2 separate regions of the Homo sapiens genome follow, and region 1 is linked to region 2. A link is a contact called in ENCODE Hi-C or POLR2A ChIA-PET data. All regions are on one chromosome and are shown on one strand. Each heading gives the region's core, a stretch centred on a gene start or an enhancer-like site at or near the end of the contact. The rest is flanking DNA. Distances are from core to core; before and after follow the strand shown.

Region 1 (5,116 bases), core at 1,768-4,267, 51 kb before region 2:
TGTGTACACTTGAATTAATAGGAGCACCGGTTGTTGCTAGTATAAAGTAATTTGTGTGGCAGTTTGTACTGTGCTGAGTTTTTAAAATAAACCCAATATTTTAAAGTATGTGCCTATTTTAAATAACTTACATCTCCTTTTTTTCCCACAGGCAAAGTGAAATGTGATTTACAGAAACCACTGAGAATACTTTTATATGTGATATGACTATAGTGGATTATTTGCCACCCCTTCCCCCCGAGAAAAAAATTAGTGACAATAAAAGCTAACATTTATTGAGCACCTACTAGAGCATTGCTCTCCGTGCTTGCCATGTAGTAACTTATTTAATCCTCACCTCATCTCTGTGAGGTGGAGAGCATCATTGTTCCCATTGTATAGATGAATAAAACGAGGCACAGGAGGAGATAATTTGACCAAACAAACTTGGAGTTTACCTGAGCTCATCTTCCTGCCTTTCCCTATCCCCACTCGGCGTGTGCTGGGGCAGTCCCATTCTCACACTTCCTGTTGCAGCTTGTGTCCTGAAAGGCCGAGCCCAGGCTTTGCCTTGTTTCAGGATCTTCCCACTCTCTCCTGCTCCTCCCACCAGGTGGATCTGCCTTTCTCTGACTCATGTGGGTGGAGCTTCAACCAGCCCCAGTGTCCAGGTGTCAACTTTATATCCCTGGCCCATCGCAAACATCCACAGCCAGAGCATTCTCCAAAGACACAAAAATATACTGCAAGAAATAAACATTTTTCTTTGCAAATGGAAGCTAAATCCTTAGAATATAAAAGTTCCCGTTTATCGCCTCGCAGCCAGCCCAGACATCTAGAATTTTTTGTTCTTCATGAACAAGGGCTGACCGTACATCATTCTGTAATTCCCTTCAGCTTTCTCACGAACTATTCGTGTACTATTTCAGAAGCAGAAACACACGAGTTCAGTGTTTTTGTGTTGCATACGCCGTCCCCAGTGTACAGAGACATGAAAATGCACTCCGAGCGCTCCACCGGCACAGCTTGGTCACACGGGATTTCTGTCTGTTTCTGTGCTTACCTCTAGTCTGTTTAGCTCCTTGAGGGCAGGGACCCTGCCTAGCTTGTAGTTGGTGCTCAGTAAATTCTTCTGAATTAATGAAAGGTGAAGGGCAGGCTGATTGACTTTATACGGGGGGGTCTGTCACATCTCATATAGTCCACAGAAATCTATGATGTCCTTTTGTGACCCCGAGATAGAATGCCATTTGAGAACTATAATTCCATCTTGGAGGTACTGCTGCCATTGCAATTCCAGCTCAGATGGCAAGAACTTGCTTCCTTCCTCCTAGAGCAGGGCATGGGCCTCAGCCTCATGCTGCTCCTGACCTTGAGCGAGCCTTGGTCAGGGTGCTCCTGGGGACTAAGCTGGGGCGGCCCAGGGACTGGAGAAGAAGACAGAAGGATGTGCATGGGAGCCCCTTGCCTCTTGTGTTCTGTTACTATTTCAGCACTGTGGTCCCTTCTCCCTCTGCCCGCCGGAGCTGGGGTTTGGAGGAGAGATGGTGAGGAGAGAAGCGCTTTCCTCACTCCACTTCCTCCCTGGGCTCACGGTTCCTGCTTTCCTGAAGGTGGTCCGAGTGTGTTTGTGTGTGTGTGTGTTGGGGGAGTGGGGGAGGTGGAGGCATGAACTGCACTGTGGCCAGTGGGTCTGAAAGGCAGAAGGAAGGGCCTGAGGGAAGCCCCAGGGCCAACAGCAAGAGGAAGGGTCCAAGTCAGAAAGTCCCCTGTGCTCTCTGTGACAGTGTAGGTTTCCATCACGCTTCTGTGTTTCTGAGAGGAGCTCTCTTTATTTTAGCAACGTGAGACAGTAGTGAGAATTCCCTGCAGAGCCTGTAAATTCAGGGGTGTCCACATCATCATGGGCTTATGATCACCACAGAAGTGACCTTTGGGAGGGGCCAGCCTGTGAAAGGGCTCCTGGTTCTCTGGGCTCTTGAAGAGCAGCAGAAGGGCAGTGGCCTTGCCCCACTGAGCTCCATTAGTTCAGGAGCCGAGATCTCAGATCTGTTTCCACACTGGCATGTTGACTGAGTCCAATAACGTGGGCCTGGATTGGAGGGGCTTCCACCTGACATCCTGTGTACTTCCTATCAGTCCTCAGTAAGGGCCCCAGGAAATCCCAGATAGGGACCCTGGGCTGGTTGTCAGGCCCAAGTGAACTCAGGCAACAGACCCAGCAGGATCATTCCCCGACCTGGAGTGCACAGCTGGCTTCCGGAGTCAGGGCTCCCCTCCCGGTTCAGCTCCAGTGCTGGGTTCCCCTCTTGCCAGCCTGTCCAGGACCTTGCTCCACCTTCCCCAGTCTTCTCCCCAAGCCTGCACCTGCCTTCCCAGATGACCCCTTTATCCTTTATTTGCTGCTTTCCCTAGAGTCCCCTTGGCTGTTCTTGACCTCATATACCTGGAAATCCTTTCCTTGAACCAGACCTGCAGGCTTTTACTATTTTCCCTGGCTCGCTTTCCATCCATCCAACTGGACTTCTGCCTGTGGCCTGGAGTTAGGTCCATCCGTTCCCACCACTAAGGCTGCCTTCCAGCCCCCCACCTTGTCACAGCTGGCTACTCCCCTTGAGGAGTCCAAGCCACTCGCATGTGCTGTCCTCTCTCTCCCTGGTGGTGTCATTCCCCATGACACTCTGGGTCTCATAGTTTTATCTCTCCCTCCACTCATTCCAACACCTCAAAATCCTTTCTGGAGAACCTTCAAAGGTCTTACCCAGTCGTTTCTGGGGCACTTTTACCCCAAAGAGCACCCTTAAATACTATCTCAGCTGAGACCCCGTCCACCTCCATGTCCTCTAAAACCCCTTCTGGTCACTGCTGTCCCTTTGCTTTCACTGCAGCCCTCCACCCCGTCCCCTTTTACCCTCCCGACTGGGGATCTCTCCTCTTGTGTTGCTCTGCGGCCTCCTCCACCCCCACACTTCCTCTCTGCCTGCCCCGCTGAACTTAGTCATGCGTTTCCCTTCTGGTCGGCTTGGCTCCCCAGAATCTCCCACCCACACATCGTTCCTCTGTCTTCACTGTGGGTCTTGGTGAGGTCAGCCTAAGGCCTCTCACTCCTGGCCTGCAGAGCCCTGCAGAAGGTCACCGTGCCTGTGTCCCGGAAGCCCACAGCACATTCCTGCCACCTGCCACAGGGAGGCCCTCAGTGCTCCGAGATAGCTCTATCCATGCCTGGCAAGTCTTGTGGACTGGGGAGAATTCTAGGGAGACTTCCGGCTCTGAAATGCCGCGATCACGAGGGGCAGGAGCATTCAGATCCCAGACATGTCGGCTCTGCCATCTGCCCTGCAGCCCCAGTGGTCCCTAAGCCTGAGCTGAATTTGACCGAGGAAGCCCTCAGCGGACACTGATTTCTCGAGTGCATACAGGAAGCAGGGAGTCCAGGGAGCCGTGGAGATCAAACTGGCCACCAAACTTGTGCAGCCACCGTCCTGTGTGGCCCTAAAGACCTCCCGGGGGAGAGTGGCATCTCCAGGGCCAGGCTCAATAAGAGATTTGGCTTTTCTTAACCATAATTAGCCAACACATTGCTTCTGGAGAGTTACTAGAGGTCAAAAAAGTTCCCTGAATGCTTTGAACAACAGCTCACGTATTAGCTGGCACTTTACAATTTATAAAATGCATTTACATATATTCTTTCCTTACATCACTATAACCACTCCTGTTTTGTATACCAACAGTAGTTCAGCTCATTAAGAATTCGAGCCACAAGTTAAATTCCTGTGTGATTTTCATGCCTTGGTTTCCTAATAGGTGAAATGGGGATGAAAAAATAGCACCCACCCAAGGTTTTTGTGAGGATTAAGGGAAATGCCCATGAAACCACTTAGAATAACGCTGAGCAGACAGTAAGTGCTCAATAAATGTTACCTATTAGACTCCCCACTGAGAACCTCGTAAGAGGGAACCTTTCAGCTTGTCGCGCAGGCTTGGTTCCGAAGTGTGTCCCTGGCCTCCTTCCACCCATTGCACTCTCTCTCCTGCTCACAATCCTGTGTCTTTCCTTGCCTCACCTGTCACACTAGACACTCGGCAACACTTTTCCTGGCCTGGCCTTTGGCTGCTCTGAGTCACATACACATCTGGCTTCCCCCTCCAGCTGGTCCGCCTGGGCTGCCTCAGTGGACGCCCTTGCTCTAGGGCTTCCGGTGCCACCAGAAGTTTCTAAACTGGACCGCGTCCTTATGGGGTAGTTGAAGTATTAGCCCCATTTTACAGACGAAGAAACTGAGGTTTGTAGAAATTAAGGGGCTTGCTCCGTGTCATGCAGACATGGGGACAGGGCCAGAACTCAACCTGGGTCCTCTGACTTCAAGTCTAGTAGCCTTTCCATTCTGCCACACAGTTTGATCTTTCTCCCAAGTAGATGATTTTTAGATGGCTTAGGAAATCTTAGCAGATGTCAAACATAAGGGCAGTCTCCATTTTTTAAAAAATCAGCAAATATTTTCTATGGTCCCGCTCTTCGCCAGGCACAGTGGTGCTTAGTTCTGGGCATATAAAGAGGACTGAGATGTCTTGCTTCATTTTCTTTTTCTTTTCTTTTCTTTTCTTTTCTTTTTTTTTTTTTTTTTTTTTTTTGAGACAGTCTCGCTCTGTCCTCCAGGCTGGAGTGCAATGGCACAATCTCAGCTCACTGCAACCTCCGCCTCCTGGTTTCAAGTGATTCTCCTGCCTCTGCCTCCCACGTAGCTGGGATTACAGGCGCCTACTATGCCCTTGCTTCACTTTCTAACATGGCCCAGCACAGTGACCAGGTCAGAGCTGAGCTGCAGCCTCAGTTTCTAGCCACTCCATCAGGGTCTGCTTTCCTGAGCCCCTACACTCCTGCTGGGGCTGGAAACCCCGCCCACAGAGTAGCGATCACCCCACTGCTTGGGTGCTATGTCCTAGGTGCTTTATTTATATCACCTCATCTGAATCTCACACTAGCATTGAAATACAGAGTATCATCCCATTTTACAGATGAAACAGAAACCAAGCAAAGTGCAGATTTTCCCATCTGGAAAGTGGTTGTCACCGGGTCTCGTTATGGATTTGATATTCTTCCCAGCATACTGTAGTGCTGCTCCCTGGACCCTGGCAT
Region 2 (5,810 bases), core at 345-2,844:
ATTCAGCGTGGTTATGGAATATAGCCCCACTGATTTCTCCCAGAAGACTCACTATGCTCAGACAAGGAAAGAACAAGGATAGAGACAGGGTTGAGGGGAGGAGTGGGAGAGAATGGAGGAATTAAGAGGGTCATAAAGTTCAGATGGGGGCTAAAGGTTCCATACAAGTCAAAGCTTCCTTAGAACCGGAAGGTTTCTTCTCCTCCAGTTACTCCAGAGCTGCTTCTGCAGCACACAAATCCTCATCCACTCAACTCCTGGTGGTGAGTTACTTCTCATGTGATGACATCATCATGATTGCTCTCATCTATGAGCACCTCCTCTGCACTAAGACCTTTACATCCATTATCTCATTTAATCCTCACAACACCTCTGTGGCCAGATCCATTTTAGTGATGGGAAAATCGAGGGTCAGAGAAGTCAGTAATTTAAAGAAAAACTGCTTGCAAATGACAAGGTTTTGCTCTTTCTTCCCAAACACACTGACTTTCAAGAGATACTGCCATCAGTGCTAGGAATGGTACTTTCTATGGGGTTTCAGGCTTTTTGTTACTTTCTTTTGCTGTTGCACGTGGAGGCCCAGTAGGGTACAACAGTACCTTCTTTCAATGATAAATCTCTGCAAGTCTTGTAACTGTCTAGCTACAGACACCTTCAAGAGTTGAGGTGTACCTCAACTCAAGGAAGAAATAGGACAAGAGAAAATGTCCCTCAGACATAAGCTCCTGATAGGGCTACCTATCCCTAGCTGCACCTGCTTCTGCTCACCGCTGCTTCTTCCCACAGAGGAGATGGCTGAAGGGAAGAATGCCATCCTCATTGGGATGAGCCAGTGGAACTCCAATGACCTCGTGGAGCAGATCGAGACCATGGGGAAACTGGACGAGCATCAAGGTGAGACTCTGCTTCTCTCATGACCAGGATGTGCACATAGGTGTGTTGCAGGGGGGGCTGTAGGGCTGGTGACTGGGGCTGGGGCTTGGGCCTTCTGTGAAGAGTCTATCTGCCTTGGTTCCTCCTTCATAGCATCCCTGAATTTTGCCACTTACAGGAACTCTCATGGGGACTTCTGTGGGGTTTTCTGTGGCATAAAAGCTCCAGCCTACTTCAACAGAGCTTCCTTTGTCCACAGAATGACTACCCCAGTGGCACGGGTGGTTAATGGCAGGTGCCTGGGTCCAAGCTCCTTGGACTGCCAGGTCTTTGGTATTGGAATCTGCTGAATAAGGAGGGTGACAGTTGGAGGAGCCTTTGAGCAGGACAGGAGCTGAGGTCTAAGGGGAGAGAGAAGGACAGCAGTGAGAATCAGGATTTCCTTTGGTGGAGTTGTTGAAGAAGGAGTATATGGCTGGGGATTAATCCAGGAGGCTTTCTATGGAGAAGAGTTTTGACCAGGAGTTTGATCAGCCTACAAAGCAGGCTGATTCTTTTTGGCATCCATCTATCCATCTGTTTGGCTATTGTTCATCACTAACAGGCTCATTGAGCACCTACTGTGTATAAGTGCTTGGCAGGAGCAACCAAAGGTGATTCATCTGAGGCCTCTGTCTTGTGATGTGTGACACGTATAAGTCAAGATATGTGGATCAGGCTTAAGCTGAGGGTGTTAGCTCAGAAGGGAGAGGCATGACTTTCAGGAGGCAGGAGAGGGGATCCAGGAAGGGCTCCTGACAGTGAAGCAATGGGGCAAGGCTTTAAAATTCAAACGGACAACGTGGCTGAAGATGTCGTAAAATCTGAGCTCACATATGGGAAACTGAGCTCAGAGATCTTCAGCTGAGGGCTGTATTTGATTAATGTTACAATGGAGTGAGAAGCAGAGCCAGGGCTAGACCCACATCTGGGATGCAGGGTGCTAACCTCTGTACCTGTTACCCTCAAGTTGGTTTCTTCCATCCCTCCTTCCCCACCCCACATACCACTCCTCCTACTTTATTTCTTCTTCATCTTCTCTTCTCCTTCCTCTATTGCTCCTGTCATTCGCAGTCGTGCTCTGGCCCAGAGTTGCCGAGTGGGCAAGGCCATGCTCTCAGGAGGCATTCAGTGAGATGGTCCTGGCCCAGCCCACGGGAACGGCTGCCTTGGTAGTGACCATCTTGCCCTGTTCCTGTTCCTTTTCTCATCCCCATCCTTGCCTCCTTGGTTCAGAGCTCTCCTTTTGCCAAAGCACTCATCCTGAGAAATGGGCAGGCCTGGTGTGGTCATCCCATCTAACCAACAAAGAACCCAGGCTCAGAGGAGCCACGTCTTGCCCAAAGTCCCCCAAGCTGGTGGCAACATCAGGCTCAGATTCCTGGTCTTCTGATTCCCAGTCCAGGGCTTCACCTCCCGGACTGGACTAAGGCTTGGCACAGTTCTGGGCCCCAACAAAGTCAGGCTCAAGGAACCATGAGTCTGAAAGGAAAGGCACCCTGTACCACTGTCCCATCCACGAGAAGGGGGGGCTCTGACTCTGGCCCCCAAGGGCAATCCAGAGACAACTTACCAGTCGTCATAGCCATGTATCTGCCAGTGGGTCCTTTGCTGCTCTTTCCTTCATCCCAAGAACCCCAGAGGGGGCCTAGAAGGGGTCATGGATTCTAGGTCCTGCCCCACAATAGTGCTTGTAGCCTTGAAAAGACAAATATGGATTTGTACCATCCATTTGGCCATCCCCTTCCCATCCCCCATCCCCACTTGTCTGCTAAAGAATGTATGACTCAGACCCAGTGAGAGCTAAGGGCAGTCGGTCAGGTGAGCAAGAGGCAGAGTGAGCTGGGAGGGCACTGGAGGGCAGGGGACGAGGAAGCACAGCGGGAGGTCCAGGACAGAGGCAGAAGCTGCAGTGCTGGAGTCAGAGAGGCCTGGGTTTGAACTTCAGCCATGCCACTCCATGGCTGTGTGGTCAGGAAAAGTCACATCACCTCCCTGGTCTTCTGTTTCTTCATCTGCAGAGTGGAGGACTAGTAAAAAAGCTGTGATGATTAAATGAGATGATATTTGCAAAGTGCATTCGATAGCAGGTCATTCTTATAATGATGGAAGGGGGAGAAGCATGACCAATGTTGCACAAGTGGCAGCCCTCACAAATGCTTCCTGATGCTCATGAATGAAGGGCAGTGCTTACCTGAGTCCGAGGGTTGGTACTATTTCCTCCCAGTACAGAATGGGGAGCGGGAAGAAGAGAGGAGAGAGGGTAAGAGGAAGAGGAAACCAGCTGGATTTCCAGCTCCTTCCAAGTCCCATTCTCGTGTGAATTCATAATGTGAATTCCCACAACATGACAGAACACACACATTCATTTCAATAATCATTTATGGAGCCATCACAGGGGCTCAACCCTGTGCTCAATGTAGGGGGAATAAAGACAAGCAGGATGGCCTTGTCATTCCTGAGAAGCTTGCAGCAGAGTGGAAGCGACAGATCAGAGCCAGGGGTTACTATGCAGTAAGGCAGGCTGGGACAAGGCTCTGAGAGGCTCTGGGAAGTATCTTGGGGAAAGGAAGATCCGTGAACTCTTCCTGGAAAGGAATGCAATGGAAATTGGTGGCATAGACAGAGCAGATCCTCTTGTCTTCTTCAAGTTGCCTGCCCTTAGACACAGGACTCATTCCAGGCCCCCCTCCCCTGCCTCATGCTGGACGCTCTGGCCAGTCACACTGCCTCCATGGGTGCTCCAGCCACCTCGATGACAACTCCTTGCTCTATCTCCAGCCAGGACCTTTCTTCTGGGCTCCACACTCGCATTTTTGGTAACCTCCTGCTAACCTCTACCTGGATGTCCTAAAGACTCCTTATGCTCCACAAATTCCAAATGGAGCCAACCTTCTTCCCTTTAAGCCTGAATTCTGTTTTGTATTTTACCTTTTCTCTCCCTAACCATTTAAGTCATATATTTCATCAGCACTTTCAGACTGCTCTCATCCCTCCAGTTCTCAAGGGTGTTAATTCTGCTCTGTGTGTGTGTGTGTGTGTGTGTGTGTGCGCACACTAAATATACCTCATGGGTCTTCTTTCTCATTTGTGATTGTGAACTCATCTTGGTCACACATACCTCTCTTTTCTTTTTGGGGGAAGTCTTTTGTGCCCTAGGTTGGGAAAATGTCCTCATAAAGACCGGCCTTGTTTCCTGCTGGGCCTGAGTGTTTCACTAATCTTGAATATTTTATAGGCTAAATTTATAGTTTAGAGTTTCCATTCTACATGGGTGGTGTAAATTTAGACCCTACACCCAGAAGTGGCACAGGCTTAGGGTTTTAATTACTCATGTGTGAATTTTCTCTCTCACTGTCTGTGAATGGTTTCTTTGCCGCTTCCGCAAAGAAGGTTCTTTTTGTAAGTTCCTGTAAGGATGGAATGGCCCTTCAAGTGTCCCTGCTATAAAGTGGGTGCCACATCAGCTCCTTGCCATCCACAGGCTGAGGTCAGGTTGGTGGAGTTCACAGTGTGGTTTTTAGGCTCTGGCCCTGGAGCCTCTTTCTTTATTCGTCTGACTCATGGGATTCACGGATCTCCTCTATCTCAGCTTCTGCTTTCGTCTCTGGATTCCTTTTTTGTTTCTGGCACTGTGTATTATACATTTTTTATTTTAAGCTTGGTTATATATTTATCTTTTTTGGCAACATATTGCCCAGTATATATATATATTTTTTTTTAATGGAAAGGGATCCTTCAGCACCAGCTGAACACCCAGAAGCGTGTTGTTATTACTATTATTTTACAATTGTTCAAATATTATTATTTATTATACTATTATTATTTTTGCAATTGTTTGTCTTGTTATTTTTGTGTAACATTTCTTATTGTGGTAAAATATGCATAACATAAAATTTACCATTTTAACAATTTTTTTTGTTTTTGAGACGGAGTCTCGCTTTGTCACCCAGGCTGGAGTACAGTTGTGTGATCTTGGCTCACTGCAACCTCTGCCTCCCAGGTTCAAGTGATTCTCCTGCCTCAGCCTCCCAAGTAGCTGGGATTACAGGCGTCCGCCACCACCCCCAGCTAATTTTTGTATTTTTAGTAGAGACAGGGTTTTGCCATCTTGGCCAGGCTAGTCTTGAACTCCTGACCTCAAGTGATCCACCTGCCTCGGCCTCCCAAAGTGCTGGGATTACAGGTGTGAGCCATCACACCCGGCCCATTTTAACGGTTCTTAAGTATACAGGTCAGTGGCATTAAGTCCATTCACATCGCTCTGCAACCATCACCACCAACCATCTCCAGAACTTGGTCACTCTCTGCAACTGAAACTGTGCCCGTCAAACACCAACTCCCCATTTTCCTTTCCCCAGCCCTTGGTAAACATCATTCTACTTTCTGTCTCCATGAATTTGACTTCTCTAGGTACCCTACATATGTGGGATCATTCAGTATTTGTCCTTTTGTGTCTGGCCTGTTTGACTTAGCATAATGCTTTCGAGGTTCGTTCATCTTGCAACATGAATCAGTACTTTATTCCATTTTGGGGGCTGAGTAACTTTCCCTTGTATGGATATACCACATTTTGTTTATCCATTCATCTGATGATGGACGTTTGGGTTGCTTCCACGTTTTAGCTACCATGAATAATGCTGCTACAAACATTATAAATATCCACCTGATTTCTTAAATGTATTCTCATTGGAAAAAATCAAACACAACAAATAAAACCAAAGTCTCCTTTAGTTATTCCTTCAATTACAGACCTCCTTGTGGAGTTGATCAACGTATCTCTCTAGAGGTCGATGGTATTAGACATTAGTGCTGCAACTTACCTCTTCCCTCACATTTAACAGAAGATCTTGGAGAGCTTTTCATATGGGTATATATAGATTCACTCTGTTCTCTTT

What was found. Hi-C counts contacts between places; a loop is a spot of excess contacts on that map. ChIA-PET counts read pairs that join two places held with the same protein, here RNA polymerase II (POLR2A).
Region 1: a loop to region 2 is called in a map of CD4-positive, alpha-beta T cell, with 5 times the contacts of the local background. The contact joins two enhancer-like sites. A Hi-C loop is called at or near these places in 1 of 168 maps with a recorded cell type or tissue (CD4-positive, alpha-beta T cell). POLR2A ChIA-PET finds 5 or more read pairs at or near these places in 9 of 52 experiments (BJ, H1, HCT116 and 6 more).

Annotation. Positions count from the first base shown.
Region 1 is chr17:6,573,317-6,578,432 of GRCh38, reverse strand. KIAA0753 reads left to right here. Exons shown (of 19, transcript NM_014804.3): 19 at 1-286. Among named protein-coding and RNA genes, the nearest start is that of PITPNM3, 19 kb to the right of the region's middle. Within about 2 kb of position 3,017, at least 11 of the 41 ENCODE cell types and tissues checked have a DNase peak (open chromatin) inside an H3K27ac peak, as active enhancers do.
Region 2 is chr17:6,520,440-6,526,249 of GRCh38, reverse strand. PITPNM3 (PITPNM family member 3) reads left to right here. Exons shown (of 20, transcript NM_031220.4): 3 at 787-894. Among named protein-coding and RNA genes, the nearest start is that of PITPNM3, 33 kb to the left of the region's middle. Within about 2 kb of position 1,594, at least 3 of the 41 ENCODE cell types and tissues checked have a DNase peak (open chromatin) inside an H3K27ac peak, as active enhancers do.